Linked DNA regions of Mus musculus: regions 1 and 3 are each linked to region 2. Evidence: chromatin loops called from intact Hi-C (ENCODE). Cell type or tissue: heart. All regions are shown on one strand. Each heading gives the region's core, and the rest is flanking DNA. Links, peaks and the distances in the headings are about the cores only.

The links. Peaks named below come from ENCODE experiments on the same cell type or tissue, not always from the same donor. Only the 100,000 strongest peaks of a DNase experiment are listed, where the experiment ranks them.
Region 1: a loop joins it to region 2, with 9 times the contacts of the local background. A loop is called at or near these places in 17 of 42 quality-filtered maps.
Region 3: it touches region 2 in a loop (7-fold over the local background); 14 of 42 quality-filtered maps call a loop at or near these places.

Annotation. Positions count from the first base shown.
Region 1 is chr10:81,079,108-81,085,782 of GRCm38, reverse strand. Thop1 (thimet oligopeptidase 1) reads right to left here. Exons shown (of 13, transcript NM_022653.4): 7 at 6,190-6,325; 8 at 5,546-5,912; 9 at 5,169-5,370; 10 at 4,570-4,756; 11 at 4,348-4,476; 12 at 4,047-4,183; 13 at 3,423-3,919. The coding sequence ends at 3,764. It overlaps Creb3l3 (cAMP responsive element binding protein 3-like 3), which reads left to right. Exons shown (of 10, transcript NM_001382818.1): 9 at 37-133; 10 at 649-1,454. The coding sequence ends at 1,028. Among named protein-coding and RNA genes, the nearest start is that of Creb3l3, 10 kb to the left of the region's middle. In heart, for the core only: a CTCF peak has its summit at 3,326 (motif pointing right); a DNase peak (open chromatin) is centred at 3,472; H3K27ac peaks cover 373 bases.
Region 2 is chr10:80,997,464-81,004,138 of GRCm38, reverse strand. It overlaps Gng7 (guanine nucleotide binding protein (G protein), gamma 7), which reads left to right. Exons shown (of 4, transcript NM_010319.3): 2 at 6,095-6,147. Among named protein-coding and RNA genes, the nearest start is that of Gng7, 14 kb to the left of the region's middle. In heart, for the core only: CTCF peaks have their summits at 4,089 (motif pointing left) and 5,105 (motif pointing left); DNase peaks (open chromatin) are centred at 4,158 and 5,119; H3K27ac peaks cover 463 bases; H3K27me3 peaks cover 2,496 bases.
Region 3 is chr10:81,171,398-81,178,072 of GRCm38, reverse strand. It overlaps Eef2 (eukaryotic translation elongation factor 2), which reads right to left and starts at 1,442. Exons shown (of 14, transcript NM_007907.2): 1 at 1,344-1,442; 2 at 194-408; 3 at 1-20. The coding sequence starts at 1,346. In heart, for the core only: CTCF peaks have their summits at 2,869 (motif pointing right) and 4,827; DNase peaks (open chromatin) are centred at 1,532, 2,012, 2,872, 4,762 and 2 weaker places; H3K4me3 peaks cover 3,552 bases; H3K27ac peaks cover 3,791 bases.

The sequences.
Region 1 (6,675 bases), core at 531-5,530, 82 kb before region 2:
GCTTCCCTGCCTGTGACCCCACCCCATCTCCGGCAGGTCCTTCTGCTGTCCTTCGCCCTGATCATCCTCCCCTCCATCAGCCCTTTCAACTCCAACAAAGTTGACAGCCCTGGAGACTTCGTGCCAGTGCGAGGTAGGCAGTACCAGCCTTCGGATCCCCAGGGTGAGGGTGAGGTGCCAGGGGCAGGACAGTGGTCTGCTATGCAGGGCCTTGGCTTCCATTCCCAGCATCATAGATACCAGGGGTGATGGTGCAGGCCTGTCATACAGCTCTGGGAAGGTGGAGGCAGGGGATTACTTCAGAGCTATCCTTGGCTACATAGGACAACTTGGGCTAAGTGAGACCCCTGACAAAACATGTCAACACACACACACCCCTCAAAACCAAAAGCCCATACCATATCAGGAGACTTGAGGCGGATGGCTCAGAGAGTAGATACTTGCCACTAAGCCTGAGAACTGGAGTTTAAGTCCCAGATACACAAAACGGTAGAGAACAGAATGTTGCCAAACTGTTCATACAATGAGTGTCACACAACCCAGGGGACACAGTTGCCACTACATCCTGCCCACCTAGGGCAGGTGAGACTCCACAAAGCTGAGGCTGTGCCTCATGCCTGCCTCTTCTGACTCCCTAGTTCTCCCCAGTGTTTTCCAGAACCCTCCACAACCACGCTGCATCCCGCGTGGCTCCCGATGTCACCCCAGGATCTGAGGTCCCAGGACCTTGGCCCGACGTTGGTACCCCCCACAAAGGCCCTTCCTCCGGTGGTCTCAGTGCAGACTGGGGAAATTTTCTGGAAATTCCAATGTTGGACAACCTGACAGAAGAGCTAGACAACTCCACCCTGGTGCTGGCCAACTCCACAGAGGACCTGGGACGGGCCACCCTGCTGGACTGGGTGGCTTCAGAACCACTGCTCAGTCCAGGCCGGGTTGGGCTGGAGATACCAGGGGAGATGTGGCTGTCCTGGGTACCAAGGTGGCTTAGGGTCCGTCTGGTGCAAGATGCATTGGGGGTGCTGTGACAGACTCAGACAGCCCTGGGGACGACTGCCTCCTGGAGAAGCTGACCCCCAAGTCAGGGGGAAATGGGGTTTCCAGGCACAGAGACATGAAGGCCCTGGGGTAGAACAGGAACCAGAGCCCTTTACCCATACATGCAGACAGACTGACACTAACACCTGAACCCTAACCTCCAACCATGGAGCTCCTACTCTCCCCTGACCACCAGGAAGATGCAGAGTCTCTGGGACCTGGGCTTCCCAAATCAAGGTTTAGCCCACAAACTTCCATCTTCCTCTTTTGGAGAGAGGTCTTCCTCTTGTAGACCAGGCTGGCCTCAGATTTACAGAGCTCTACCTGCTTCTGTGTCTCAAGTGCTAGGATTAAAGGTGTGAGCACCACCTCCTTTTCTAAGACTTTGTGACCTTCAATAAAGTATTTTGACAAAACTGGGGCTGCGGCTCAGTGGGTAAAACCTTTGCCTAGTTTGTATGAAGCCCTTTGGCTCCATCCACAGCAGCATAGGAACCAGGCACAGGGTATACACCTGTTATCCCAGCACGGGGAGGTAGAGGCAGGAGAGGAGGACCCAAGGTTCAAGGTCAGGCAGATGTGGGCACACACCTTTAATCCTAGCACCTGAAGGCTGTATGCAGGTAGATCTCTGAGTTTGAGGCCAGCCTGGTCTACATAGTGAGACACGGTTCAACAAAACAAAACAAGGGGCTGGCGAGATGGCTCAGTGGATAAGAGCACTGACTGCTCTTCTGAAGGTCCTGAGTTCAAATCCCAGCAACCACATGGTAGCTCACAACCACCCATAATGAGATCTGATGCCCTCTTCTGGTGTGTCTGAGGTCAGCTACAGTGTACTCACATATAATAATAAATAAATCTTAAACAAACAAAACAAACAAACCCCCAAAGCCAGGCAGTGGTGGCACACACCTTGAATCCCAGCACTTGGGAGGCAGAGGCAGGCAGATTTCTGAGTCCCAGGAAAGCCAGGCTACAAAGAGAAACCCTGTCTCAAAAAAAAAACAAAACAAAAACCAAAACAGAAGTGAGTTGAGCAGAGTGGAGCCTGGAGGGCATGAGCTCTGGCCTGTGCCTCCAGGAGGGTCTTGGCTGGCTGCCCCCACCCCCTTGCACTGATTTTATGGTGAGGAAGCTGGCGGTGAGGGGGATGATTGTGTCTGGTCTTATGGGCAGTTCACAACAGCCAGTAAACACAGGAGGAAAAGGGGGCAGGAGGAATAAGAGAACTCTTGTGTCATGGATGGCGGCCATGCTTCAAATGCCAGCACTCAGAAGTCAGAGGCAGGAGGATTTCTGTGTTCAAGGTCAATCTGGTCTACAAAGTCAGAACAGCCAGGGCTACACTGAGAAACTGTCTAGAAAACTCAGAGACAGTCTTGGGGTGGATAACAGGGCTCGTAAGGATGATTGCAGGGCAAGCATCAATTAGGACCATAGTTTGAATCCCAGTAAAGCGAGCTGGAGGCAGGGCCTGCCTGAATGCAGCTGCAGCCTTGCCAGATGTGTGTGAAGGGTGGGTCCTCAGCCTAAGTCTGCACGAGCAGTCAGTGCTCCTAACCACTGAGCCATTTCTCAGCCCCCGGCTGTCCCGTGTGGCTGTCTGTGCACAGGAGGCCAGGAGGGGCACCTGACCCTCTAGAGAGAGTAGGTACAGGCTGGTGTGAGTCTCCACGTGGGTACTGAGATTCTGGGGCCTCTGTGGGAGCAGCTGGTGCTGTAGCCTCTGGGCCATCTTCTGAGCCTGATGGCCTCACCTATTCACCTAGGACAGTTAACCAGTGAGCCCCAAGCATTTGCCTGCCCTCGCCTCACTCCAGTGCTGACATTACAGGGGTCACAACCCTAACAACTGTTCCCATGGTCCTGGAGACTCAAACTCAAGCCTGAAGGCCTGTGCAGGCAGCAAATGAGATGTCTGTCAGTCCCACAGTTCCTTGAGCCACACAGCCTACAATAGCCTGGGGCTGCCCATCCTGGTGCATTTAGAGACCTCCTCCCATACCGGATGGGCGGGTCCACTGTGTCTGAAGGTGTGGCTGTTGGTCTGTGGACTCGAGGCATATTGATTAGATGATTGGGACCTTGTGTTACTCAAGGATCAAGACTGACCCCACCGGCTTCCTTCTGCTGTGGCTACTAGTTCTTCAGTTGTATGCATGTGCTCACTGTCTGATATTTGAGCAAGTCAGAGGAGGCCAGCCCTGCTACACAAGGAAGGCCCTATCTTTTTTTGTTATGCAGAAATAATAGAAGCTAGAGGTTGCAATACTGTACAGAGCCAGCAGATGGCAGCCCCTCACCAAGTCTTGCTCCCACCCATTCCCTAGAGAGGTCCAGAAAGGAGCTGGTAGCTGAGAACAGACACAGTGACCCTGAGTGACACATTGCGCAGGTGACCCTGGCACCAGTTCTTAGCACCCTCCAACGGCTAGACTATCACATGTCACACCATGATGCCAGTGAGGAAGTAGCTGGCCAAGCCTGGGGCAGAGCAGTACAGAGAGAGGACCAGGCAGGGTGCCCCTGTGTGGAGTTTAATGTCCAACATCAGGTTGGGGAGGGGCTAGTGCAAGGAGACCACTGGGCAGCCTGAGGCCAGGGGACCTGGAGCCGGGGTGGGACAAGGATGGAAACTTCCCCAAGCTCATCTGTACGCCCAAGGGTTGCTGAGCTGCCCAGCAGGCTGGGCTAAGGCACAGGGCGGCGAGCTGGGGACCGGTCAGCACGCAGGCGCCTCGCTGCCCTCCACCTGCAGACCCTTGCTCAGGAGGAAGGCGTCCTGCTTGGGGTCGCGGCCCAGGAACTGCTTCAGCATGGCGCTGGCGTCCTCAGAGCCCCCTGGCCTCAGGATGCTGGTCCTGTAGTCCATGCCAACCTGGGAAAAAGGAGATGGGTCACAGTGGGCAGCTGGAGTTTCACTGACCTGGGGTCAAAAGCCTCACGCCCCTCACACCATTCTCCCCGCAGCTGGCTGTGGCCAGGGCCCCTGCATCATAGCTCACCTTGGGGCTAAGCACACCCTCTTGCTTGAAGCGTGTGTGGAACATGTCCATCGAGTACACTTCGCTCCATAAGTAGCCATAGTACTGAGCATCATAGCCGCCAGCTAGGTGGCCGAAAGTGGCTGGCATGTTGGTACCTGGGCAGACACAGGGCGCAATGAGGGGCCCATGGAGATACTTTGAGGGTGCACAGCCTCCACGGGTAAGGCCTGAATCTCCTGCAGCCCCCCGCCCCCCAGGGTGGGGAATTCTCAGCTCTCTGGGAGCTGGGATGGTGGTGGCCCTGCAGTGTGAACATTACCTGGTGTGGCTGGCACCCCGAGGATCTCTTGGCAGAGCCGGGCATATTCCTCAGCCGGGTCTGCGTCTGTCTGTGTGTGCAGGACCTGATCCACCTTGGCAAGCACAATCTGCCGCAGGTTGAAGAGACCTTGGGGGGAGGTCAGAGGTCAGCCTCAGGCTGGGAAAGCACTGCAAAGGTTCTCACCTGGCTGAGCAACGTGGCTGCAGCAGCACGGCTCACCTGCATTGGCCTGGCGAGACTTGATGAGCTTCTCCAGGAGGTCCTGAGGGGCCTCGCTGCCCGTGCGGTAGTGCTGAGACATGCGCATCAGGGGCTCCTTCTCCCACACCCAGTTCTCCAGCATCTGGGACGGCGCCTCCACAAAGTCCCGCTCCACGTGGGTCCCACTGAACATGGCAAACTCCGCCTAGACCAGGCACGGCAGATGTCAGCTCCCTGGCTTCTGCACACTGGATGCCAGCAGCTGCTGAGGCCAGAGGCTGTGCCACCTCCCTGGCTCCTTTTCTCCAGTCTCACACTCAATAAGGCTCTGCTCCAGCCTCCCTCCTGGACAAACTGTCCCCAAAGTCATCCTGGCATGCAAGTGTGGGTGAGATGGCACTGTGACAGATGGTAGGTCACTGTCAGACACAGCATAGGAGGGAAGAGGCAGGTCAGGTCAGTGGGTCAATGCTGACAAGCCTGATGCTGGTGGGGTCTGCACACGTAAGGCACACACACACATGCCCTCACACCAAGTTAGCAAATATAATAAAAACAATTTCTGCAGGGCAGAAGGCCCAGGGCTGGCGAGGAGTGATCTCGCGGGCCCAGCTCACCTGCGAGCACAGCTGGTGCATGACGTGCCCGAACTCGTGGAAGTAGGTCTCCACCTCATCATGCTGCAGCAGGGATGGCGCGTCAGGTGTGGGCTTCGTGAAATTGGCCACCATGGCTGCGACGGCCAGCTGCCGGCTGCCATCCTGCCGTAGGCAGCCAGGCTGCAGGCCAAAGCAGGCTGCATGGCCATATTTCCCTTCCCTGGGGATCGAGATGAGGTCAGGGCAGAGACGAGAGGTACCGGGGCATCCAGAGCCAATGTTCAGTGCCTGGCAGTGGATCCGGGGGCTGCAGGCCCCCCCCCCACAGCAGGAGCCCCAAGCTGCCCTGGACTTCCTACTCCTCTGCCCCATGCCTGGCAGGGCCCCATTCTCACCTGGGGTATAGGTCGAGGTAGAACTTGCCGATCTCCTCTCCAGAGGCGGCGTCCCGCACTGAGTAGAGCCGCACGTCCTCGTGCCAGGCAGCGGCACCTTCCTCCAGCGTGAAGGTCAGCCCCAGCAGCTCTTGGTAGATGGCCAGCAGCCCACGTGTGACCACCTGCATGGGGAAGTACTCCTTCAGCAGGTTCTGGTCCACACGATAGCGAGTCTCCTCCACCTGGTTCATGTAGTAGCGCATGTCCCATGCGTGGATGCGCCCGTCGAATGGCAGTCCCCGCTTGGCGCACTCTGCCTCCTTCAGCTCCAGGATGACCGCGCGCTCCTGCTCACCCAGGGGCTTCAGCTTCTGTGCCAGCTCATCTGCAGAGACACCACCGTCACCCTCCGCCACCCCTGCCTGCTGCCCAGGAAAGAGGACAACACACACCCACATGCAACAGGAGACCTAGCTACATCACCATCCAGAACCCCAGGAGAGAGAGCCAGGGGGGCCCCTCACTGCCAGGGCAAGGGCGTGTGGAAGGAAGCAGCTGGACTTGGGCTGCAGGCTCTGCCCCTGACACGGTCATGACAATGGCCTTCCAGGCTGAGTGGGTGAGGCAAAGATGGGAGTCCATGGCCAGAGTAGAGTGGCTACCTAGGAAGGTGGCTACTGTTTGACTGGTCTTGGCCATGTTCATCTCCAGGACGTAGTCCGCGTGTGTGTGGAACCCCAACAGGCTGGACTTCTGTGCTCGCAGGGACACTAGCTCCTTCAGAATGGCACAGTTCTCCTGCAGGGACACAGGCATGGCGGCTCTAGCTCTGCACTACCCCAACCAGAGCTGCAGGTGCAGAGGTTGGCTGTCCTGGGGCTGGTTGTAGGCTGCAGCAACTTGATCACACACAGAGTGGCACAGCAGAGAGTAGAGACAAGCCCAGGCTCCATTTGAGCACCGCAAGAGCAAGCAATGGAAGCCTGGGCTGGGGAAGAGGTGGCCAGAGGATGGATGAGGACTGGCCAGGACAGCATGCCCAGCACCACACAGGAACTCATGCACCCAGGTGGGCAGGAGACCTCACAGAGGCAGCACCAGCCACAAATGGGGAGCTTGGGAGGTCAGGGGAGACTATAGGGTGAGGA
Region 2 (6,675 bases), core at 1,141-6,140:
CAGGCAGGCGCGTGCCGTCACACCGGGTGTATATGCTGCAAACGGATCCGGCTTTGTGCTTCATGAGCTGAGAGTGCCATGCTCTCACTGAGCGAGCTCCAGCTTCAGCTCCTTTGAGAAAACTTGAGTTTTCCATCTGTCTGTCTGTCTGTCCGTCTATCTCTCAGGGGCTCTTAACTCACTAGCAGGCCAAGCTGTGTACTTTGCCTGGAGATCCTCGTGGCTTTGGTGGCAAAGTTCCTGTTTCTCATCTCTCCTGAAGTGAAGGACATTGTGCCTTGGGGGCTGTAACAGGAGCAAACCAAAGGCCACATGTGACCTGTGGGCACTGAGTTCTAATCAGATCCACACTATTGAATACAGTGGCTCTGATGCGTTTCTGTTTGCTTCCAATGCTAAGGTTTGAACCCAGGGCCTCATGTGTGTCAGGCAAGCACTCCCCCACCTCAGGAGACAGAGGCAGAGGCAGGAGGATCTCTGTGATGTGGAGTCCAACCTGGTTTACACAGTGAGTTCTAGGACAGCCAGGGCTACAGAGTGAGACCCTGTCTTGGAGACTGAACTGAACTTTAGTCATCAGACTTGGCAGCAAGCTTTTTTCTGTACTGAGCCCTCTTGCTGGCCCTCTTCCACTTTTTCTTTCTGACACAAAGGCTGGATTTGAACTCTCTCTGTGTTGAGGCGAGCCTTGGGCTTGTCACCCTCTTATTTAAGATTTAAGAAGCTGGGGTTCCCAGTCTGCCTCATTCGGCTTACTTATTGTAACAAGCTTTGTTTTTATTTTTAAACAGAGTCTTGCTATGTTACCCAAGCTGACCTCATACTCCCAGCAATCCTCCTGCCTCAGCCTCCCCACTCCTCCGTGCTAAGATTATAGGCTCATAATCCATTCCAGAAGCTTCTTTCTTTCATCACTTCTGGTTTTCTTTCCACCCGTAAAGCGGCTGCTGACTTTCAGTCCAGCCCCAGCTGCACGCTGTACGCTGTACAAGGCCCAGGAGTCAGGCTCATGCGTGAGGGCACCGTGCTGTCCCCAGCCACCCTCAGTGTTCCGGAAGCTTCCTCCAGCACAGCCCCCTTGCATGGGGGGCCATCTCCCCTACCTGTCTCCTCCACGGACCCACCCCTCTCTAATTTGCATATTCTGTTTTTAGTATCTTCTCTGGATTTTATATAATAGTGTCGTTAGGAGGCTGTCATGGGAACCAAAGGCTCCGGTTTCAAAGTCTCCTCTGGAAGCACGGCGTCTTTCTCCATTTCTTTTTAAATGAATTTTACATTTTGGAATAGATGGACAATAAGCTAATTGAGGAGCGCAGGGCAAAGGCGGCTCCATGACTCAGGTCTCAGGATGGCCGGTCCCCTCTCCTCTGGACAGTAAAGCAGCTCACTGACAGTCTTTGATGTCTGCCTGATCCAAGGTCATAGCCTGAGGCAGGAGAGTGCTAAGGAGGCCTGAGTGGAGGTTTCAGAAATATCTGCTCACTGGGAGCTCCTCAATATTCTCCAGTACTGACCTTGTTCTACGAGGCCTCCACCCAGTGAGGGGCTGGGTCCCGGCTCCGCTGTGAGTTCTGCTGTGCGTGGGGGGTTAGTTCTACCCCAGCACTACAGCGGGACACCAAAGGGAACCAGGATTGATGGGAGCCCAGAGCCACAGCCACCCTGAAGATAAGCCAGGGTGTTTGTGTGTGTGTGTGTTGTATCTGTGTGTGTGATGTGTGTGTGATGTGTATGTGTGTGTGTGTGATGTGTGTGTGTGTATGTGGTGTGTGTGTATGTGTGATGTGTGTGTGGTGTGTATGTGGGGGGGTATATGTGTGTGATGTGTGTGTATGTGTGTGTGTGTGTGATGTGTGTGATGTGTGTGCGTGTGGTGTGTGTGTGTGTGTGTGTGTGTGTGTGAGTGAGTGTTCACCATTGGGCATTTTTGCAAGGTGACTGTGGGTCCCCGTGTGCCTCTTCCTTTGGACACAGCTTCTCTACATTCAGTTGTCTCGCTCTGTTTCTGCTCAGGCCTTGGTGAGTGCCTGGGTCAGAGGACGACTCCTGGGGCCAATTCTCCCTCCACCATGTGAGTCCCAGAGATTGAACTGGGTCATTCCTCAGGCTTGGCGCCCCCTCCCCGCCCCCAGCCACCTGCAAGCTGTCTCCACACACCAGTCACTGTGCCATATCACACCAGGGGAACTCCTGCCATGGAGTTTGTGCAAGCCGGGGACTTGCCGAGCACTTGCAGGGTCCGGGCCGCCCCCACCCTGTGTGCCTGGTACCCCAGGGAGGCCCCATCTTGTCTGTGTGTCGGACTCCATTGCCTCCCAGCTAAGAGGAGACGACTGCACGGATCCTGCTGGCCACAGGCGCAAGGCGGGGACCGGAATGTTCAAGAACAATCAGGAAGCTGGCCACCGTGGAAATGTCACTCCAGCGCTCTGGGAGCTGAGGCAGGAGGATTCAACCTGACCACAGTGCCCGCAAGAAGCATAAAATACTTTGAATGGTTGGCGTTCAGTCCTTAAGTTCAACTGTTCTGCCCTGACCACTCAGGGCTGTGACACAGCCAGCTCCAGGTCCCCTCTCCCCCAACCTCAGTCACTCAGCACCCTGGTCCCTGGTGCTTCAATGCTCTCTTGCCTGCACCCCGCACCCCATCCAGAGTGGAACCGTCACCCTCTGCTCCCTGCCTTGGCAATCAGTGTTCCTGGGTGACATATTTAGATGGTTGCTATGGTGATGATGTTGACAGCTTCATGTGGCACAAAAGAAGGGCCCCGCTTTGCTATATCGAGCCTGCAGGAGAGCGGTGCCTGAGCCACGTGCCCATGTCAGCGTGGGAAGGGAAGGGGGCTCAGACAGCCCATCCCACCCACTCGCTCCCTGCGGAGGAGCTGCGACCTGCTGGAGAGGTATGCCTGTCACCTTGAGAGATGTGCAGGGAAGAACAGTCTCACCTGAGGGTGACTGTGTCTTCCAGGGGACACTGGGCCATGTCTGGGGACACGTGGCTGCCCCAGCTCAGGAAGCGCCTGGCATATGGGGTTGGGGGCTTCTGTTGAGCATCTTCAGGGCCCAGAGCACCCACTGAAGATGACCCAGGACCGTGTGCATGGCGCCCCTGGGCTAATCATTTGGAAAGCCGAGAGTCCTAGTTTCGGCTCCTGTTGTCTCTGTGACACAAGCAATTTATGGGACCGAGGGGTTTCCTCTGGCCACAGTTCTAATGTCCATCCAGGCGGGGAGGACGTGGTGGAGGGAGGTGGGCGTGGCGGCGGGAAGTGGGCGGGGTTCTCAGTCACGAAGCAGAGAGAGGTGATCACTCTGGCTCAGCTTAATCTCTCCTGCCTCCTCAGTCCAGGACCTCAGGTTGTTTGACAGCCTCACCAAGTCAGGGTGGGTCCCACGTCAGTTAACAATGTGTAGACTTCCTCTCAGATGGGCTTGTTTCCTTGTTGATTCACTGTCACTGTCAAGGTGATGGTGAAGATTAACACCAAGATCACACTGAGACAAGAAGATAACTGAGCTCGAGACTAGCCTGGATTGCATAGTGGGGCCCCGGTTCCAATAAACCAACAGATGCGTGATCGATGGGCCTTCCTACAAATGAATAGTTATGTGCGTTTCTCTATGACAGCCTATTCCCAGGGTGCACTGGGCAGCGCTTTTTGTTCGTTGTTTTGAGACAGGGTTTCACTGTGTAGCCCTGGCAGTCCTGGAACTCGCTCTGTAGACTAGGCTGGCCTCTGTAGACCAGAGAGCCTCCTGCTTCTGCTTCCTGAGTCCTGGGATTAAAGGCGTGGGGCACCGCTGCGGCCACCACCACCCGGCTTGTTCGAGTCTTTCAAGTACCTTGTCCGTTTAGGTATCACTGTCAGTTGATGGGAAGATGAAATTTGGGGCCACGGCTGTTGGGACTTAAATCAGCTAACAATGTACTTATTTTTTTTTAATGGGTCTGACTGGGACTGGTGGCAATGCGCAGTGTTCTAAAAGCACATGTTCTTGCTTCTGAACTGGAGTTTAGTCACTGGCTCCCACAAGGAGCCCTGACGTGTGTGACGTCATTCCCCGGGGCTCTGATGCCCCCTTCTGGACTTTGAGGGCGCTGCATACACTTGGCCAATATATGGGCATGGCTGTGCGTGAGCACGTGTTTGTAAGACGTTTTCTCATGGTCACCTCCTCATGACTGTGCCTGCTCATTGTCCACGACGGGACCCCGGGTGATGTCGGGGACACGCGTGGCTGTTACCCTAGGCGAGGAGTGGGTGGAAGTCCTGGATGCTGCGGCCACGGTGTCCACCCTGGGGATGATCCTGGAGGATGGGGGGCTGAGGGGAGTGTCTTAGTGTAGCTGCGGGGTCTCATGCTCCCTCCAGCAGCCCTCATTCGCCAAAACGATACTCTCCTGCCCACTGCAGACAAGAGCAGGAAGGGGTCACGAGTCAGAGCCTCGGGAACAAGGAGGGTTGTCAGTCCGGTGTCATTCTCAGGGAGGCCAAGGAGACCTGGAGTCCTCTGAGACTGATGAGAATAAGCATGGGCAAGGGAGACGCCCCCCCCCGAAGGTTCTAGAAGAGGCTGGAGCCAAGGGATCCAGGGCACCAGGGCAGCTCTGCGACGCCTCGACCTGCACGCGGGCGTTCTTGGCAGAGTGAACGCTGCTCCTCGCCCCACATAGAGCCAGGCCAAGGACAGGGCGCCTAGGGGGGACCCCGAGTTAATTATTTAGGAATTTTTTTTCTGCTCAGCATAGGCACCAGCGCACACCCCGTGTTTACAAGACCCCAGCTTCTGAGATAAACTCCCTGTCCACACAGCATGCACCCCAATTCCTCCTAGATGACGCTGTCCAGTTTGTGTCTGAGCATGTGTGAAACTCAGTTTCCTGAAGTGTGATTGCGGGACAGCTGGATGGCAGGCACCCAGGGCCCTTCCGTAGTGTTATTTTATAGATGCTACCATCGAAATCCACTTTATCTCACGGAATCTGGACCTCTAAAAACTCAGGGGGCTTGTTGCTCCAGCTCTGGCTTTTCATCACTGGGCTAGCCTCGGAGCCCGAAGGTTCCGGCCGTTTCCTTCAGCGACGCTGCCACCTGCAGGCAGTAGCCTGGATCACAGCTGCCTGTGACACCATGCAAAAACTCAGGAAAGGTGGTGTTTGGGTGGAGCACTATCCCAGAATGCACCAGGCCCGGGGTAGCCCCAGCGCCACACAAGCAGCATAGCATAGCGAGGCAAAAAAAAAAAAAAAAAAAAAAGTGCAGGTGCATAGCCCAGGCAGGAGGATTGTTAGTCAGAGCTCCGTAGTGAAATCTTGTCTCAATAAAATAAAAATAAAATAAAATAAGGGCTGGCTAAAGGGCTCAACAGATGAAAACGTCTTGCTGTCAAGCCTGAGGTCATGAGTTTGAATGTCAGAATCACCACCCCTCTCGATGGACCGATAGATAGACAGATGGACAGATGAATGTACAAAAAACAAACAGGAAAATAGTGTTGGGGATACAGGGGTTTGGAGAAATAAACCCATAAGCGTCTTTCCCTATGAATCATGTTGGGCAAGTGCAGCATTTATTTTGCTCCCACTGTATACAATGTATACAAAGTGCTTTGTAGAAATGACCTGGTTCAAATCCTCAAAGAGTCTGTGAGTGCTGAGCGTGCCTATGGCTGGGGATCTTCCCGCGTGTCCCGCAAGAGTGGCAGGAGAGGCGCACTGTGAACCTGAGCCAAGTGCCAAGCCTTCTGACTCGGCAGCCCCAAGATGGACAGTCCCCTGCCTCTATTCCCCTGATCCTCTCTCCAGTTCTGCAGACAAATGTCTCATACTCACCCACTCCCACCCGCGATTTCCCTTTCAAATGCGCGGGAGATTAATTATGAATTCCGCCTCATCCTTTTAGCAAATTGCTGTTCCCAGCAAGCCGCCCACACGGGAACCGAAGCCCACAGTTTGTCGGGGCCTCAGGAGCAGCTGGTTGAGGGTTCCTGTCGCTGCCTGAGCCAGACGTGACCTCCCATCCAGAGACCCAGACACTAGCCTGGCACCCTGCGGTGCCTAATTAATGGACAGTGTTTCTCTTTTCAGGGTGTGAAGCCTTTCTATTGGAACCTCAGTGCTGGGACGGTGGGACGGTGCAGGTAGGTGCTGTGCTCGCGGCATTGAAGACTGGGTGGGAGAGGGGCGTCAAGGTGGCTGTGGGGGCGTTGGGCTGTCCAGGATCATGCAGAGATCATGCAGGATGGGGTCTCGATGCCTGGCAACACGGCGTGGATGTTCTGAGGGAGGCCATGGTGCTGTGTGGGGTGATCTCGACCTCAGACAGGGTCAGGGTGCAAAGGTTACAGCCATGCAGTCAGTCTCTTAGCTGTCTTGGTTCCACCCCAAGATGCTTTGGGCCCGCATCCCGTTTCCCACACCTATTTTGGCACCCCGTTTCCCACATCCCATGTTCCCTGCACCCCATATTCTGAACTCATGGGTTGAGGCTCCTTAGACCTAAAAGCTGGATGTGTTCAGTCGTGATGTGCCTTTGAGATTTGGCTTTGTTTTCTGGGTGTGTGAGGAAACCTGCAAGATTGATACTTTGAGGAGAAAAGGTTTCGTTTTGACTACCAGTCCTGTTGAAAACTTGCGAGGTTAGTCTGTTTCTGTGCCTGTGTCAAAGT
Region 3 (6,675 bases), core at 778-5,777, 170 kb before region 2:
CGTAGAAGAGGGAGATGGCGCTACGGAGAGGAAGAGGTCAACAGTCCATTCAGCATCTGACCAAGGCAGGCTAGGCAGCACACACAAGCATGTCACAGAGAGGACCCTAAACACGCCACTATTTGTCCACTGGCAGCAAACACACCCGAGTGACACCCAGAGCACAACCCCTCGGGGCTGTCCCCTCACTCACGTGGATTTGATTGTGATGCAGCGCTCCTGCTCATCCTTGCGAGTGTCAGTGAAGCGCGTCTCCCCAGCTCGGGCAGAGGCAATGATGCCAGCCTTGCACACAAGGGAGTCGGTCAGCGTGGACTTGCCGTGGTCCACATGGGCGATGACTGACATGTTCCGGATGTTGGCTTTCTTGTCCATGATGGCACGGATCTGATCTACTGTGAAGTTCACCTGTGGTGGGGGGATGGGCAGCCAGGCTGATTCTGGGAACCCAACTTGGCAGGCATCGGTGGGTCAATAGCACCCCACAGCAGGGGCAGGAACCAGATGTCGGCCCAAGATTGGAGCTGAGCTCACAGTGTGACTCAAACGTACAACCCAGGACCTCTGAAATAAGCATCAAAAGTTCACAGATGTGTCCACAGCTCTAAACAAACGCCGAAACCGACAACTGCGACACTTAAGAGCAAGCCTGTGCTAGAAGACCCTATCTTGAGGCTCAAGTCACATAACCTCAGCACAAGAATTCAAAGCCAAGGTGCACGGCCACCTCGGCACTGCAAAGATGCCGGATTGATTGGGACCAAAGCACGAAAAAACCTCCTCTGCTACACACACCTCTTCCCCAAACCACTGGGTGCTGTGCGCCAAGGTCAAAGCCCGGATCAAAGGCCACAATGCGCCACTAGGCCCAGTGAGCCACTTTCTTAGATTATGGGGACCGGTGCTCACGTGTGAACTCAGATAGAAAACAGAGACGGGGGCTACCGGAAAGGGCCCGGAAGGCGTTCAGCCCACTGGAGGTGTCCAAGGAAGCCAGCCCTACAGGCTGTCACCTCCCGAGGACACCCTCCGCCCGTCACCAGGGGCGCGGGGACGGCGCTTTGCCCGCTGCCACATCACCAAGCACAACCCCTCCCGCAGTCACCCCGGCGGCCGCGGGGAGTTGAAGGACTTCAAGAAAACACCCCGACCTCGGCAGTTGACACTCCCAAGGCCCTCAGGGACGCGCAGATATGGCGCCGCGGCCCGACCACGTCCTGCCGCCCGGGCCAGGGCAGCCATGTCTCTTCCTCCCGTCCCTCTCAGCGTCCCGCTACAGCCACGTCCCGCTGCCCCAGAGATTCGTCTCGGTCCCCGAGTCTAGCGGAGCCGAGGAGACTCACCATGGTGGCGGATGGCGACGGATTCTCAGAGTCAGAGGTGAACAGGGAAGCGCGCCGACGATGGCGGCGGCTGCGGCGGAAGAGACCGCTGACGTCAACGCCCGGCCTTTTATAGGTCGACGCCGGTTGGGTGCGTCACGTGACGGCGCCGGGTGCTCGTCCGGCCGGGTTGGCTAGGAGCCAGCTGTGGACGGGTCTGCGCATGCACAGAGCGCGGTCTTTGGGACTTAACACTTGAACTGCCGTGGGAGTGGCTGCGGCGCGGCCGGGGCGTGGCTAGCTCAGTCTCTGGACCCTGGGCCAAGATCCACGGATGGGTTTTTAAACATAGATTCCTCAGAACACAGTTGCTTACAACATGATTCTTGAAAACCTTGTAGGTCAATAGGAAAAAGACTTTGAAATTCGGACCGGTCAGTGGGTTGTGCCAAAGTTCAATTTCCTGGGTTTGAGACTGTTATGTAATTTGACACCTCTGGGAAAAGCTGGAGAAAGGGACCCTTGAGGCCACAGATTTATTTCTGCAAAACCTTGCTTGTATTTTTATTACACTTTTTCGTTTGTTTGTTTTGGAAACAAGGTCTTTGGATGCAGCCCAGGACCGCACCAAATCATGAAGATCTGCCTTAATCTACTGCGTCAGTGCTCGGACTAAAAGACTGTGCCAACACACCACGCTCTCATGAAACTTTTTTTGTCCGGAGACAGGATCTCGATAGAACAGGCTGGCCCTCAACTGGGTTGGCTGTAGAGGTTGTCCTTGAATTCCTGATCCTCCTGCGGGCAAAAATGCAACAATTATGATAAAACCAAAACAAAAGGCAGACAGTAGTGGTGCACGCCTTTAATCCCAGCATTTAGAAGGCAAAGACAGGAGATCTTTGTTCAAGGCTAACCTGGTCTACAGAGTGAGTTCCATGACAGACAAGGCTAAATCAAGAAACCCTATCTTAAAAACAAACAAAAAGGCGGGGCGTTGGTGGTGCATGCCTTTAATCCCAGCAGAGACAGAGGCAGGCCAATTTCTGAGTTCGAGGCCAGGCTGGTCTACAGAGTGAGTTCCAGGACAGCCAGGGCTACACAGAGAAACCCTGTCTCAAAAAAAAAAAAAAAAAAAAAAAAAAAAAAAAAAAAAACGAAACAAAACAAAAAAACAACAAAAAAGATAGATAGATCAGCACGTGGAGCTAGGCGGGTGGCAGCCAGCTGTCATTCCAGGACTTGGCAGATGGAGGCAGGGTCTGATCTCTGCAGGGAGATCAGGAATTCAAGGCCATCCTTCCTTAACTTACACAGTGAATTCTAATGACATCCTGGGCTACAGGAGACCTTGTTTCAAAAACAAAACATTGCCAAACCTGTCCTTTCTTGGATTTTGTCACTTGTCTCCTAAATTTTTGCACATTTAGACAAGGTTTCATTCAGTAGCCCATAACTCGTAGCCTTGGCTCCAGCCACTATCTGAACAAAGCAAAGAGAAAGTGTGTTTTTCAAGAGAGCCCTCGATGCTGACAGTGCCGCGTGTGTCCAGCAGGAGGCATCGCAGGACCGTGAGCATGGCTGTCCCCGCCTGACCCTGGGTGCGCAGCCTTCTGCACACAATAGATGCTCATTGTTTCTGCGTTCAACTCGTGCAGACGACCCCACCCCACCCCCCGCCCCAGAAACCTTGTTACGAGCTTCCTCCGTTAAAGCGAGGGACACATTTTACCCTTCCAGGCTGGGAGGGACAGGAGGGGAGGTGTCCCAGCCTAAAATAAGTATAAATTAAGCAATGCGGTTTGCGAATCTTGGCTCTAAAGTTAACCGGCATCTGCCTCTACCGCTGAGAGGACGCCGAGGCCAGTGACAAGAATCGTGTCTATTTATTGGCAGGGGCGCAGAGCCACCCAAGGAGTGGCAGTCTCAAGAACTAAGGACCACCTACACCTGGGTACGTGACTGCATTCCAGTCAGGGTTTCCCCGGCCAGCGCATGCGCCCTATGGTCGGGAATTTTGCATCCCGATGGTTGGAAGGATCCATTTTCTTGAAGAGCAGATTGTTCCCTGAAGTGAGTGTCAGAGACTCTTAACAGCTCATTCTAGGGAGAATGGGGTCTTTGCAACCAGACAGGGCAAATGTTATCAGAGATTCAGTCTGCTGGGGCTGGGGCCAGGATATAGAGCATTTTCCTAGCAGAGGAGAAGCCCTGATTTCCACCCCACAGCCACATAAACTAGCGTTGGCAGTGCATGCCTCTTATCCCACCAGCGGGAGACTGGAGGAACAGAAGCACAAGATTATCCTCAGCTACATGAGTTCAAGGCCAGCCTGGGCTACACAGAGAATTTGTTTCAAAGACTAAAGAGGAGGTTGAAAAGCCAGGCAGTGGCAGGCACATGCCTTCAGTCTCAGAAAAATAAATGAATAAATAAAGGGGACTGGGGATGGAGGTGGCTAGACTAGCCTGTTATTCCAAAGTGTTCAGAGATAAACAACTGTGGGAAATTCATAGTCAACCCTGACTTCCCAGAAGGTCTCTCAAACTGAAAACTGAGTTCCCTGGGGGAAAGTGTGTGCTTTGCAAGCCTGACACCCTCAGAGTGACCAAAGCCATGGTGGAAAGACAGCACCACTCCAGGAACTTCTCTAACCCACATGTGTGTGTGTGGGGGGGGGGGGCACAGACATCATGCACACATTAATAATAAAGAAAACATTCATCGAGCTGGACTGAGTTCAGCAAGTACTGACCAAGCAGGCACAGGGGTCTGACTTCCATCTCAAATACTACAGAAACCAGAACAGGATGCAGGTGGAAGCAGGAGCCAAGATCAAGTCAGCCTGGGCTACAGGAGACCCTCGTTCAAAAAAAAAAATCATTTTTGTTTGAGACAGAGTTTGTCTACATAGTACTGGCTGGCCTGAAACTCACTATGTAAACCAGAGTGGCCTCAAATTCACAGAGATCTGCCTGCGTCTAACTTGAAACTTCTGGGATCAAAGGTGCGGGCTACCACACCAGTTAAAATAGAATGTATTTGAAAACAAAACTCTGAGACAAGGCCTAACTGAGCACCGTTGTGGTCTGGCCTGGAACCTCAGACATTCTCCCTGGCTCTGGGTCTCTAGGGTCGGGGCTAAAGGAGTGTGCCACTTTCTGGACTAAGTAATTACATTTTATTTTGAAGAGAAACAGTTACATTGCTCTCAGGGATTGGCCTTGTTAAATTCTAAGAAGCTAATGAGGGAAAGAGTAGAAAGCAATGTTCAGGACCGAGACTGGGTGACAGACAACTGTGGGGATGGGGCCAGATGTACACAACTACGATCTGCAGAGCTTGCTGCTAGACAGCCATTCAGGATCTGCAGTAATCAGTTTAGGCCAGAGCGGGGCAAGGACACGACAGGGTGCAGGAAAGGGGCTCAAAGAAAAACGCAGGAAGGTGTCACTGCGCGTGCGCGGCGCGTGCGCGGCGCGTGATACAGCGGTCCCTGCCGGCAGGACGACCCAACTGCACGGTGCTCGGATCTATCTTTCCTCTGTGTAGGGAAGAAATATATACGTTGAAATAAATCATATTTAAGATTTGGTTAGACAAGATGTAAGTTTAAATTCTGGTCCTGCTTTAATCTACTGAGTGGCCTTGGATAAGTTACTGGATGTCTCTGGGCATTAGAATGAATAACAAACTAGTTAACGAGGTACCTATAATAAAGAGGAGTGGGACTGGGGCTCAGTGGACAGTGGGCAAGCCTAGCATGCACCAAACCATCATCAACACCACAAACCAGACTTCCTAGCACTGGGGAGATGGAGGTGGGAGGATACCGAGTGCAGCGGGCAGCTGGGCTACATAAGACTCTGGCTAAAATCACAAGAAAAAAAAAAAACAAAACAAACAAAAACCAAGGCTTGAGTCATCGCTCAATTGGTTAAGTACTTGCCATGAAACCATGAAAATCTGTGTTCAATACCAGTTCCTGCATAAAAACCTTCAGCGTGCCCTTGGAGAATATGGAGTTCCACGAGGCTAAACTAGCCTGCCACTGATCCAAAGGGATTCTCTTGTCTCTTCCTCAATTAAGTAGAAAATAAAGATGAAGGACAACACCTGATGTCAACTTCTGACCCACACATACACACTGATTGCGGACAAAGTCGTATGTGCATGACAAAGGAAAACAAGCCATGAAGTAATACAAATAGGTGAAATGGGGCTGGTGAGATGGCTCAGTGGGTAAGAGCACCCGACTGCTCTTCCAAAGGTCCAAAGTTCAAATCCCAGCAACCACATGGTGGCTCACAACCATCCGCAACAAGATCTGACTCCCTCTTCTGGAGTGTCTGAAGACAGCTACAGTGTACTTACATATATTAATAAAATAAATCTTTAAAAAAAAAAAAAAAAACAAATAGGTGAAATGAAAGGGAATGTAGGCCTAGCTGGGGATGGGGAGATGGCTACCTGGGTAGGAGAGCTGATACAACACAAGATACTGGTTGGATTCCCAGCACCCACATAAGAAGTCTCACAAGGAACCCAACACCGTCTTCTGGACTCTGAGCCACTGCCCTCGTGTGAGCATATACACACAGTTAGAAATACTAAACGGAAACCTGCAATGACATCCCTTTAATCCCAGCACACGGCAGGCAGAGCCTGGTTTACAGAGCAAGTTTCAGGACTCCAGACACAAATCTTGTCTGGAAAAGAAGAAAAGGGCTGGAGAGATGGCTCAGTGGTTAAGAGCACTGACTGCTCTTCCAACGGTTCTGAGTTCAATTCCCAGTAACCACATGGTGGCTCACAACCATCTGTAATGGGATCCAATGCCCTCTTCTGGTGTGTGTCTGAAGACAGCCTGGACTTGTATAAAGAAAAATAAATAATTCTTTTTTAAAAAAGAGAAAAAAGACAATAAAGTGTGTGTGTGTATTTTTTAAAAAAAAGGATCTGAGCTGGTGAGATGGCTCAGTGGTTAAGAGCACTGACTGCTCTTCTGAAGATCCTGAGTTCAAATCCCAGCAACCACATGGTGGCTCATAACCATCCATAATGAGATCTGACGCCCTCTTCTGGTGCATTTGAAGACAACTACAGTGTACTTATTTATAATCATAAATAAATCTTTTTAAAAAGCATTATTAAAAAAAAAAAAAGGATCTAGCCGGGCAGTGGTGATGCACGCCTTTAATCCCAGCGCTTGGAAGGAAGAGGCAGGCAGATTTCTGGGTTCGAGGCCAGCCTGGTTTACAGAGTGAGTTCCAGGACAGCCAGGGCTACACAGAGAGACCCTGTCTTGAAAAACAAAACAAACAAACAAAAAGGGTCTCTTTCAAGCTTTCT